Regions from separate parts of the Homo sapiens genome. Here region 2 is linked to region 1. The links are chromatin contacts, found by Hi-C or POLR2A ChIA-PET in ENCODE. All regions are on one chromosome and are shown on one strand. The core of a region is the stretch at or near the end of the contact, and the rest is flanking DNA. Distances in the headings are between cores, read along the strand shown.

What was found. Hi-C counts contacts between places; a loop is a spot of excess contacts on that map. ChIA-PET counts read pairs that join two places held with the same protein, here RNA polymerase II (POLR2A). Pooled maps may share reads with other maps.
Region 2: a pooled map shows a loop between it and region 1 (2.0-fold over the local background). The contact joins the promoter of OR9A2 here to the promoter of KEL in region 1. A Hi-C loop is called at or near these places in 1 of 50 pooled maps. POLR2A ChIA-PET finds 5 or more read pairs at or near these places in 3 of 52 experiments (H1, PC-9 and activated CD8-positive, alpha-beta memory T cell).

What each region holds. Positions count from the first base shown.
Region 1 is chr7:142,958,046-142,963,938 of GRCh38, reverse strand. It overlaps KEL (Kell metallo-endopeptidase (Kell blood group)), which reads left to right and starts at 1,576. Exons shown (of 19, transcript NM_000420.3): 1 at 1,576-1,735; 2 at 2,067-2,144; 3 at 2,438-2,579; 4 at 2,835-3,011; 5 at 5,511-5,635. The coding sequence starts at 1,733. RefSeq lists a silencer at 1,617-1,812 and an enhancer at 5,446-5,893.
Region 2 is chr7:143,025,400-143,031,492 of GRCh38, reverse strand. It overlaps OR9A2 (olfactory receptor family 9 subfamily A member 2), which reads left to right and starts at 4,361. Exons shown (of 1, transcript NM_001001658.1): 1 at 4,361-5,293. The coding sequence starts at 4,361. The coding sequence ends at 5,293. It overlaps LOC105375544 (a long non-coding RNA gene), which reads left to right. Exons shown (of 2, transcript XR_001745395.1): 2 at 1-2,233.

The DNA.
Region 1 (5,893 bases), core at 327-2,826:
CACTCTGTTTCTTGTCTTTTATCCAATCAGTCCAGATCCCCAATACCACACCGGCGTTTCTTAGATATTATTGTATCTTGCCACACCTTTCCTCAAAAGCCTTATTTTTCCCAATGCTTTCTTTTCTAATGTATGAAGTTCTGACTTTTCTTTATGACTTTCATGATACCCGACCAGCTGGCCCCAGGGGGCACAATGGCTTTACTCCACTTCTCCACACCCACCCTCATCCTGGCAAGTGCACCATGGCCCTAGCACAGTGCTGATGGAATCTGGAAATATCGCCAGGGGATCATTTGCAAGACTAACCTAATAAATTACATTATTTTTTTCCTGGGATGAGGAAACAAGGACAGAGTTGAAACACCTTCCCCCAGAAATGTGCTTGCCTCTCTCAGACCACAGGTAAGGGCTTAATATGATGTGAGAAAGAGGATTTCTGGCTTGGAATGCAATTCATTTCTATTAACATTTAGAAAGCATCTTGGGTGGGCAGGAATGAAAACCAGACACTGTACATGCTATGACATAGTTTTCAATCACTAAGGAGATGAAGAGGCAAGCTATCAGTGTAACAGAAAGCAGAATGAAAGAAAGAGGGGCTCAGTAAAGCCTTATTCTTTTGTAGAAGGCATGAGATCCTATGAGGTAGGCATAGGCAAGTATTACCCTCATTTTCCAGATGACAAAACTTGCTTACCTGCCTCAGAGTTTAAGTGGCTTGTTTATTGTCACAGAGCTAATAATTAGCAGATTAGGGTCTCCTAGCTGGGTGATCTTTTGAATGCATGACTTTGCCAGCAGCCAGCAGAGCTATGAAACACCGAGAGAAACAATTAAGCATGCTTGGGAACAGTGTGAATGGGCATGGAGCTGGGAGGCCTCCTGGGAAAGGTGGCATTTGACCTGGGAATTGATGAATCCCAGAAAAGCCAATCAGAGAGGTGTGAAAACAAAATTAAAATGGAGACTGGGCCTGAAAAATTCCCAGGCAAACAAAGCCAAAGACCTTAAAAATAGCCATATTCTTGCTAAAACTACAAACATAAATTAAACTTAACTTGGGTCAATTTCTGATAAATGCTTACAACAAATAAAACTTAACCCCAGCCAATGATAAGCAGCCAACTAACATATGATTATGTGACTAGGGACTTTCCAAAAAGTTACCTAAAAAATGCAATTATGTAACTGCAAACTAAGCAAATAATGTTTCATTTTGCTTCTATAACTTCCCAATAAATGCTTGCCTCTGACATTTTGTCATCGCAACACTAAACCTTTGTCGGTCTGGTGCTCCCCAATTCATGAATTGCTTCTTACTTAAATAAACTCTTTAAAATTTTACTGTGCCTCATATTTTTTTTAATACAGAAGAAATGAGAGAAGGAAGAATATTTTAGAAATAAAGGAACTTCATGGGCAGAGTCACAGTGCAAGACAAAAGGAGCAGACCAAGGGCAAGATTGCTTGGGGAGTGAAGACTCCCTCCCTCTTCTCCCCTGAGAAGCTGAGATAAAGGGGGAGGAGAAGCCTGGGTGCCCCCCACTGATAAGCAGGCTCCACCCAGAGGCCAGTCCTGTGTGTCTGGGGACAAGGCGAAAGAGCAGCAGAAGTGCCCCTTCTCCAGGATCAAGGAACTGGGGCGGGGGGTGTTTCCTGGACCCCAGTCCTCCGAATCAGCTCCTAGAGTGGAACCAGGAAGGATTCTGGAGCCACAGAAGATAGACAGATGGTAAGTCCCCTTTTGGAGTCAGAGGCTTAGCGGGGAGGGGTGAGGGTGGCTGTGTGCAAAAGTCCTGCCCCCACTGGAGGGGAGGGAATGTAAGGCTTACAGAGTAGAAAGGTGGGGAGAGAGGGAGGTAATGGGAGAGGGATCGAGAAATGGCACATTCAGGGGACAGGTTCGTTCTGAAGCCCATCTGGGAACACTGCTCCGAGATAAAAATATGTGTGTGGGGGCAGGGCAGGCAGCGAGGGTATCAAAATGGCCTGATAAAACTCTCTTCAATGCACCATTTCCTGAACCAGCTTCTCTCTCCTCCTTCTCCCTCCACTCACTTCAGGAAGGTGGGGACCAAAGTGAGGAAGAGCCGAGGGAACGCAGCCAGGCAGGTGGAATGGGAACTCTCTGGAGCCAAGAGGTAAGTGGCCTCCTCTCCTGGGTCTGGAATACACTGATGTTGTCACTCTCGGCTCTAAAATCCCACAAACACTCATCTACTAACTGTCTGCTTCATCCTCACCCAAAACAGTTGACATTCCTTGTTTTCTCATCTCCCAGGAGTTAAAGTAGGGCTGGGTTTAGGAAGAATTGGGATAATTATTTCTGTATAAAGGGACTGTAGCACCAACAGATTCATTCTCTCTCCTCTTCTTCCCATCCCTGTCTCTCAACCCCCATCTTGTATCTTTCACCTCTTGGTTCCTCCCACAGAGCACTCCAGAAGAGAGGCTGCCCGTGGAAGGGAGCAGGCCATGGGCAGTGGCCAGGCGGGTGCTGACAGCTATCCTGATTTTGGGCCTGCTCCTTTGTTTTTCTGTGCTTTTGTTCTACAACTTCCAGAACTGTGGCCCTCGTAAGCAAGATCCCAGACCCCCTAACCTAGTCAGCCCTCCCCCAGCCCTGGGGCCCAGGCCCAGTCCCTGCTCCTGGGGCTTCTGCCCACCCTGACCCTTGGGGTCCCCATGGTTCTTCTTCCTCCCTGCATCCTAACCATTTCTTTTTCATCAGCTCCCCACTTAGTTACTCACCTGATGTTCTTTGCCTAGCCCCTTGGGGGAGCCCTTGTCTTTTTGCCTCTTCTTTCCCAGCTCTGAGCTTTTCCCCACAGGCCCCTGTGAGACATCTGTGTGTTTGGATCTCCGGGATCATTACCTGGCCTCTGGGAACACAAGTGTGGCCCCCTGCACCGACTTCTTCAGCTTTGCCTGTGGAAGGGCCAAAGAGACCAATAATTCTTTTCAGGAGCTTGCCACAAAGAACAAAAACCGACTTCGGAGAATACTGGGTGAGGAAAGCAGGGTGGAAGATGCTCTGTGCAAGTGGGTGACTCTGTGCCTAAAATGACCATGACTGCTCCAAACCCTGTGTAGTTGTGGAACAACTGATTTGCACCATCCCAGGTGGGATTATACGGGTGGATGATTGGAGATGATGGGGGAGTAAAAGAGGCAGGATGGCGGGAGCTGCCTGGGTTTGCTCATCTCTCACTGTTTCCTGTTGCCTTGCCTTGGGTACCCTTCTTCCGTTTCTCTTGGTCCCTTTCTGCATTTTTTTCTTTATCTAATTTCCATCTTCTTTGCTTCTCCATGTATCCATAATTACTCCATTCTCTCCAACTTGTCCCTTTTAGCAAGCTCCATCTTTGTTGCTTCCTCCAAATGTTCAGTTTCTATCCTATGCATGGTGTTTTCCTCCACAAGCATCTCTTCAGCATCTCCTGCATTTCAATTCTTTTGTCCATCACTCTCATTCTCTAACCTCCAAAACCTCAGTCTCCCAATGACTCCTTGTCAACATTACCCTCTCCCTCTCACCATGCCGGAGCTCCCCTCTCTCACAATGATCTCTTGCTTCTTGCTTCTCCATTGAAACCTTGAACCATGGCAAGCAAGTTGACCTGGAACAAGTGGGATGTTAGAGATGGATGATTGGAGATGATGGATGATGGTGGAATGAAAGGGGTAGGATGGTGGGGTGAGAAGTGAGAGAGGGCTTCATCACTGTGCATAAGAGAAAAAGTGGGTAAGTACAAAGGATATGCTGGAAGAAGAGGAGAGCTGAGTTAATTGGCAGTGGAAGTAAAGTTCCTGCAGATGGAGGCTGGAGAGGAAAACTGCCAGGACTGAGAGGAAAACCAGAAGGATGAGCTGAAACTGAGTAGGAGGTTGGAAGTGCGTCCCAGGAAGTTGGTGGATGGTGGTGAGGATTTGGGAATAAGAACATATAAGATAGACATGCATTTCCAGTGCAAGGGAACCTAAAGAATGTGTTGACACTATCAATTAGAATCTGGGAAAAGTAAATGCACCCCTCTGCCCTCTTTTTTTGATGGGGAAAGAGTGGGAGGGGGCCTCTCTTTGGGTAAATGGATACTTTCAGGGAAGGCACAGAGATAAAAAGAAAAAATATGCTCAGGATAAATTATATTGCCTACAATGGGATGAATAGATATCAGGGGGACTGAGGGTGAAAAGAGTGTTAGATATTAGAGGGTGGATGATTCAGAGAGACTTGCATTTGATTATTGTAGTGTGTTTGTTTCCTGGGATCAATGGATGAGGAGTCTGGACTAGAAGAGTCTTCCCCTGTTTCTTCTCTTTGCTAAACCTTTCCTTATGAGTTTTCTTCTCTCCAAATCCTTAAAGTTCTCTAGTTCCCTGAATTTGTCTAATTTCTTCAATCATTTCTTTTGTCTTTCATTTCTCTCTTTTCTCCTTTGCCCATATCCCACTTATTGCTACCTTTCTCCTTTCTTCCCTGTCTTTTCCTTCTTGGTTTCTTCCCCACATTTCTTTTATTTTCCATATTGTCTTCTTCTCCTCATTCTCTTTCCCTGCTTTCATCATTTCATCAAGTTGATCCATTCCAAATTGGGCAGTCCTCTCATCTTTCTTATTTTCCTCATCTCTATTCCTCCCCCTCCTTCCATATTCTGTGGGAGTCTTTCTTTCCTGTAAGCTCCCTGTCTCCCACCCTCCCTCTTTGCCTCTATACCAGTTGCCACTCCTTTAATTCTCCTGCCGACAAAAAGAGTCAAACTCTGTAAAATATTTGAAAAGATTTATTTTGAGCCAAATATGAGTGACCATGGCCCATGATACAGTCCTCAGGAGATCCTGAGAACATGTGCCCAAGGTGGCTGGGGCACAGCTTGGTTTTATACATTTTAGAGAGTCATGAGACATCAATCAAATACATTTAAGAAATACATTGGTTTGGTCCAGAAAGGTGGAACAACTCAAAGGGGTGGGGGTGGCTTCCAGGGTACAGGTGAATTTAAACATTTCCGGATTGACAGTTGCTTGAGTTTGTCTAAAGATCTGGGATAGATAGAAAGGGAATGTTCAGGGTAAGATAAAGATTGCGGAGACCGAAGTTCTTTTGAAGTCTTATAGTGGCTGCCCTTAGAGACAATAGGTGACAAATGTTTCCTATTCAGATCTTAGTTAATCAAAAGATCTAGCTATGTTAATGAGATATGTTAATAGCTAATAGAGATGCTTTACAGATGCAAATTTTCCTCCACAAAGAACAGCTTTGCAGGGCCATTTCAAAATGTGGCAAAGAAACATGTTTTGGGGTAAAATATTTTTGTTTTCTTCTTTGTCTCGTAATGTTATGCCAGAATCAGGTTAGAAAGTAAATCATGTTACATGGGTTAAATAAAACCCATCTGATGAGAACTTATGATATAGGGCATGACTCCCCAGACCCCTTTGATAGGAATTTGGGGCAAGATAAAAAAAATCAGAGTTTAGTCCTCACTCCCATGCTTCCTTTCTAGAGGTCCAGAATTCCTGGCACCCAGGCTCTGGGGAGGAGAAAGCCTTCCAGTTCTACAACTCCTGCATGGATACACTTGCCATTGAAGCTGCAGGGACTGGTCCCCTCAGACAAGTTATTGAGGAGGTGAGAAAAGTTGGGATATTAACTTTTCTGGATACATAACATATGGGACCAATGCATGCTTAGGGCTGCCATTTTTTTTTCTAGAGGGTGGGTCTTCTTCCTAGGGCCCCCCAATTTCTAGGAGGGAGATGGAGATGGAAATGGTTATGCCCTATGAAAGTATCAGGACCTTGGGAGAAGGCAGATAAAAAAGGATAGATGTGGCTTCCTAGAGGAATCGAAGGGCGCAGGGCAGAGGTCAGGCAGTAGCAGCTGTGT
Region 2 (6,093 bases), core at 3,112-5,611, 65 kb before region 1:
CTATTTTGAAATACACAATAGATAGTCATTAAACTTGTCACCCTACTATGCCACAGAACACTGGAACTTATTTCTTCTATTTAACTGAAATTTTGTAACCACTAACCAAACTCTTCCTGTCTTCCCCTCCCCTATATCCTTTCTAGCTTCTGTTAACCATTATTTTATTCTGTACTTCTATGAGATCAACTGTTTTAGTTTCCACATATGAGTGAGAACATGTGGTATTTGTCTTTATGTGCCTGGCTTATTTCACTTAATGGAATGCCCTCCAGTTTTCTCCATTTTGCCACAAATGACAAGATTTCATTCCTTTTAATGGCTGAATTCTATTCCATTGTATATATACACCACATTTTCTGTGTTCACTCATCCATTGATGGATACTCAAGTTGATTCTATATCCATATTTGTTTTTGAGTTGGTTTTGGTCATTTTTATCTTTCAAAAATTTTCCATTTCATCAGGCTTGTTAATTGATTTCCCTTTTAAGGTGTCTTGTTTTTATTCTCTTCAACTTAAAATTAAAATTTTAATTATGCCTTTGGCTTATAACAGGTCAGGAAAACAAGACCCCTTCTATTACACAGTCTTAGTAATTGTGTGAATCAATACAAAATGTTTGGAGTGTAATTTGGTGCCAATAAAAAGTAATAGCTTCAATACATCTGCATTTGACCCAGACATTCCAACTCTAGGGAATCTTTTTTTTCTTTTTCAGAAATATAATTGTTTATGTACTTACATGTATACGTACTTACTTTACTTACAAGTACATGTTTATGTACTTACAAATATCTAAGAATATTTATAGCATCATTTTTTCATAATTAAAAATGGAAACAACAATGAAAATTAATTAATAAATGTCTATCTAATAAAGAATAGGACATCCACATAATGGAATCCTATGTTAAAAAAAAAAGAGGTAGAGTAATATGTGCTGACATGGAAAGATATATTTTATATGTTGTTAAATGAGAAAGAAAAGGTTGCAAACAGATTTTCACAGCCTTTACGAAAAAGAATATGGAGATACATGCTTGGAAAATTTCTCTAAAATTATATGGCAAGTATTTGGGCTTGGGCAATTTAAGGAATTGGAAGAAAGATTAATCCCAATTTATACCCTTAGGCACCAATTGAAATTCTCAGATTTAACAGGTGTACTTAAAATACTTAAAATGAAAACAAAAATGCAGACAAATGTTTTGTAATTCCTACTTTTTCTGTCTTACTCCAGCATTAGACAGATTTCCAACTTACATTTTGTCAGTTCCTCCAGGTTGCAAACAGAACTGTGTACATAAGCTGTCCTTATGCTCTCTCTACTTTGCAGTGGTCCAGCTGGTAATCAGGGACATGCCATAGGAAAAAAAAAAGTCTGGAAGAATCTTGCTGGAATGCATACAGATGCACATATATCAAGAGGAGTGAAAACCTGAGACAATAGAACAGAATAGAGTTCGATTTAGGGGAGGGACCTCTTACAGTATTCTGTAGGGTCCACAGGACTAAACGCAGGAGCCTTTTTAAAATGAATGAAGGAGTCATCAGGCTTTTTAGAAGATATTTGGTGAAGTTAAGGCTTTGACCAAGACCAATATGCAGACTTTTTTGGGATATTGGTGCATGTTTTAGAGGCCAATTGTGGTGTCTCCTACTGGGGGAAAAGGGTTGATTTAGGCTCCGAATAACTAGAGAAACTTGAGAAAAGCCTAAGATAAACGACAGAGGTAGTTGACTGTTTAGAATCTGAGACATCTGGAAACCTAGACCTGAGGTTTTCAGGAAGGCAGCCCCAGTATTAAGAAGTCCCTGATTGGTAAGATTTCAGGTTTTCCCGTCAAACAAAAACTTTCAAAAGTTCTAAAACTTAATTGGTCAAAAAATGGGAATAACTTAAAGTTTGTTCTGCTCCCACTAGACTGATTGCCTGGGGACTCCCTGAACGTGGGCTAATTAAGAAGTAGTAACTCGGTGATTAAGTACCCTTGGGAAGAAGGGAAGAGGGAGGAGAGGGGAGAGAGAGAGGACCCTCAACTTTGCCCAACACTCATTTCTGGGCTTTTTCCTAAGCTCCTCTGGGAGGACATTTCCCTTCTTCGCCATGAGTGGGGATTGCAGCAACTTGTTCTGGCCCCTGTGCATGGCTCAGCACTAGCAGGACAGGAGGTAGCCTCAGCGGAGCCCTAGAGAACATCAGAAGAGGCGGCGAAGCCCCTCTGTAAAGGTGAGTGTCTTTCCAAGGGGTCTCCTCTATGAAGAAGAGGGTAAAAGCATTTTAGGATGGGACATCCTGGGCCTGCCTATCTTCTAGAACAAAGTCACCCAGATATTGAAGTGTGGGCTAGGGGAGCAGTAGAGTGTATAGGCTCATCTCCAGACCCTTCCTGCATAGCAGAGAGCACTTCCGGCTCCTCTTGGACCCAATGCTAACACAGTCACGGCTCCCTGACAGTCGGTGTCCTTCTCGCTCATGTTTCTTCATCTCGTGCTGGTTATGCAGAGGTTGTGGAAAACCAGAACACTGAGCTTTCCCATCAATTCTGTCCCTGAAGCTTTTTAAACCATTAGTAAAACAGTGACGTAGACAGGGAAGGGGTTACCTAAGCAAGGGAAGGGCAGGAGGGAAAATGGTAATGTGAGGCAGGAAGGAAAACCAACCAGAATAGGATTGAGGGAATGTGGCCCAGGCCCTGGCCAGAACAAGTATTATTTAATCATATATTATCCATCCATCCATCCATACCTCATCTAGCAAAATTTGTCAGCACTACTTATTTTATGTATATGATACATATATCTTATGTATTTAAATATCTTATAAATAAAAAATATATGTATATTTTATATAATATAAGATATATTTCATATATCTTATTTCATATATCTTATATAAATAAGATAAATAATATAAGATAATAATATAATATAAGGTGTGGTAGTTAGCTGTGTGAGTGATGAAATCTGACAGACCTAGGTTCAAATCTTGACTCACACAGCTATTAGTTCGGTTACCTTGTGATAAATTAATACATAATTTAATATATAAGATATATCTATGATATATTCATTTCACATAATGTATCTGTCTATATCTATATAAAAGATATATGATATATATATATAAAATATATAACTACTTAATTTATGTATGTACATTTTATGTGCCAGCCTCAGAATACAACAGTGAAGACATGTCCTAGCCCTCATGGAGTTTATATTCTAATGCCGTTGATAAATAATAAATACACTTAAATTTCCTCTCCTTCTTTCTTGCTTATTTTTTTCCCTGTGACATGATAAGCAAACTAAACTATTGCATATTTTACTTAGGTGTCTTGTGTGTGGTCTAGCCCCCACCTCTTCCTTGAATATAAGCTCCACAGGGCATGGAATTTTCTTTGTTCTGTTCATGACTACATTTGTTTATTGTTAAATAAAGGAATGAAGTAAATAATTAGACATAATACAAGGTAATAACAACTGTTATTAAAAAAATGGAAGTCCAATAATAAGTGTGTCTTTTCTGTTTTGGGCAGAGTGATTGGAAAGAGTCTTTGGAAAGGGTGACATTTGAATAATGGAATGAAGCGACAGGCAGAGAGCCAGGCATCCTTAACAGCTGGCGGTCCCAGATCTATTCCTTTTCTGTGCCAGGTGCCATCTTTCCTTCCTCCCACAACTTTGGAAGGAAAATGGAATTAGAGAAGAATGGATCTGTTCTGGGAAATTATCCCAAGCTCTAGAGTTCTCATTTAGAGATCTTGCTGTTCTGTAAAATGGAGATTTTAAAATCTGGAACAGCAGAGATGTTAGTCTTACATCCTCTGCCTCCTTTCTGCTGGCCCCAAAGGTGGGTCTATGCATTACCATTACAGATGAGAGCTGGGGTTTAAAATTCTGTCCTTTGAACATCATATAAAATGCCTTTGTGTCATCTTGCACAGTTAACCTAAGAGAAAGTAACTCCAGGACCGGAGGGACCTGATTGACTCACCTTTAAAACTGGCCTATTTAAAAGGTCTTAGCCTCTGCCCCCGAGAGAAGGTATATTTAATGGGGAAAAAGGCAAGGAAGGTATTTCACCACCAGTAGAAGAAGATGTCTTCACCCATTCTAGGGGGCTGGTTACACAGGGAAGTGAGAGCCTCACTTGTAGACTTGGGATGACAACATGTACCTCAAGCTATGTATGTGCCGACCACAGTAGCAGGGACATGTCACCTGATTCTCAGGTTGGAAATAGTTTCTTAACCTAATTTTTCTTCCTTCTCTCTTGAGAGCAGGACCATGTGGAGCAATGCCACCTCTCTTTTAATCTCTGGGCTTCAAAACAAGCAGAATCAAGGACTAAATGATGGACAACCACTCTAGTGCCACTGAATTCCACCTTCTAGGCTTCCCTGGGTCCCAAGGACTACACCACATTCTTTTTGCTATATTCTTTTTCTTCTATTTAGTGACATTAATGGGAAACACGGTCATCATTGTGATTGTCTGTGTGGATAAACGTCTGCAGTCCCCCATGTATTTCTTCCTCAGCCACCTCTCTACCCTGGAGATCCTGGTCACAACCATAATTGTCCCCATGATGCTTTGGGGATTGCTCTTCCTGGGATGCAGACAGTATCTTTCTCTACATGTATCGCTCAACTTTTCCTGTGGGACCATGGAGTTTGCATTACTTGGAGTGATGGCTGTGGACCGTTATGTGGCTGTGTGTAACCCTTTGAGGTACAACATCATTATGAACAGCAGTACCTGTATTTGGGTGGTAATAGTGTCATGGGTGTTTGGATTTCTTTCTGAAATCTGGCCCATCTATGCCACATTTCAGTTTACCTTCCGCAAATCAAATTCATTAGACCATTTTTACTGTGACCGAGGGCAATTGCTCAAACTGTCCTGCGATAACACTCTTCTCACAGAGTTTATCCTTTTCTTAATGGCTGTTTTTATTCTCATTGGTTCTTTGATCCCTACGATTGTCTCCTACACCTACATTATCTCCACCATCCTCAAGATCCCGTCAGCCTCTGGCCGGAGGAAAGCCTTCTCCACTTTTGCCTCCCACTTCACCTGTGTTGTGATTGGCTATGGCAGCTGCTTGTTTCTCTACGTGAAACCCAAGCAAACACAGGGAGTTGAGTACAATAAGATAGTTTCCCTGTTGGTTTCTGTGTTAACCCCCTTCCTGAATCCTTTCATCTTTACTCTTCGGAATGACAAAGTCAAAGAGGCCCTCCGAGATGGGATGAAACGCTGCTGTCAACTCCTGAAAGATTAGCTGTTCTGTAAGTCAGTTTTAGGTGGTCCAAGCCTCAGGGTTAATTATTAAGTCACCTAGAAAATTCTAACTCCTCTTTTCTCTTATCCTCTCATTACAAAAGTCAAAGAGTGTGTACAATTCGCCATCACACCATGGAAGTAGATTAGGCTGGTAATAATGAAATCCATTGTCTGTCCAGGAGACTCTCATAGCCTTAGTTCCTGCCTGTTTCCACTGTTGAACATATTCTTGTGATTTGGGGGGGACTAGAGAAAGGAAATGCAGACATTTTTGTAAGAATTCTATTAGCCCAACTCATTTCCTCATAGTCCATCTCTGAAAATGTATTTTCTGGGGAAGGGAGGAAGTGTGGAGGGAGGTGTACTGAGAAAGGTGTCCTAATCAGAGTAGAAAGGTAGAGATGCTCACTTTGGTCCTTCATCACCTGTTGCTAAGTTCTTCCCTATATTTTTGTGCAATTTTTTGGCAAGATGGCCATATGCATTTTAGATATCCTAAAGCTCTTTCTCTCTGCCCCATTGATACTGGAAAGGAAGTGTAACACTGTTTACGTTTTGTCACAGAACCAGTCTAGAATGGCGATATGAGGATTGGAATGCTTCTCATTCAGGAGATATTTGTGGTGTAAAGAAGATAAAAATATTTGAGGATAAAAATGGAGGAAAATTTATTTTTGTTAAGCTTCAGCATATTCCTTTCACTGCCCTTCTTTGTGGTGAGTATAGGGACAGGGGCAAATAAGAACTAAATGACTAATTCTAGAGAGCATCCTGTATTTTATGGCTGTTAAACACAAC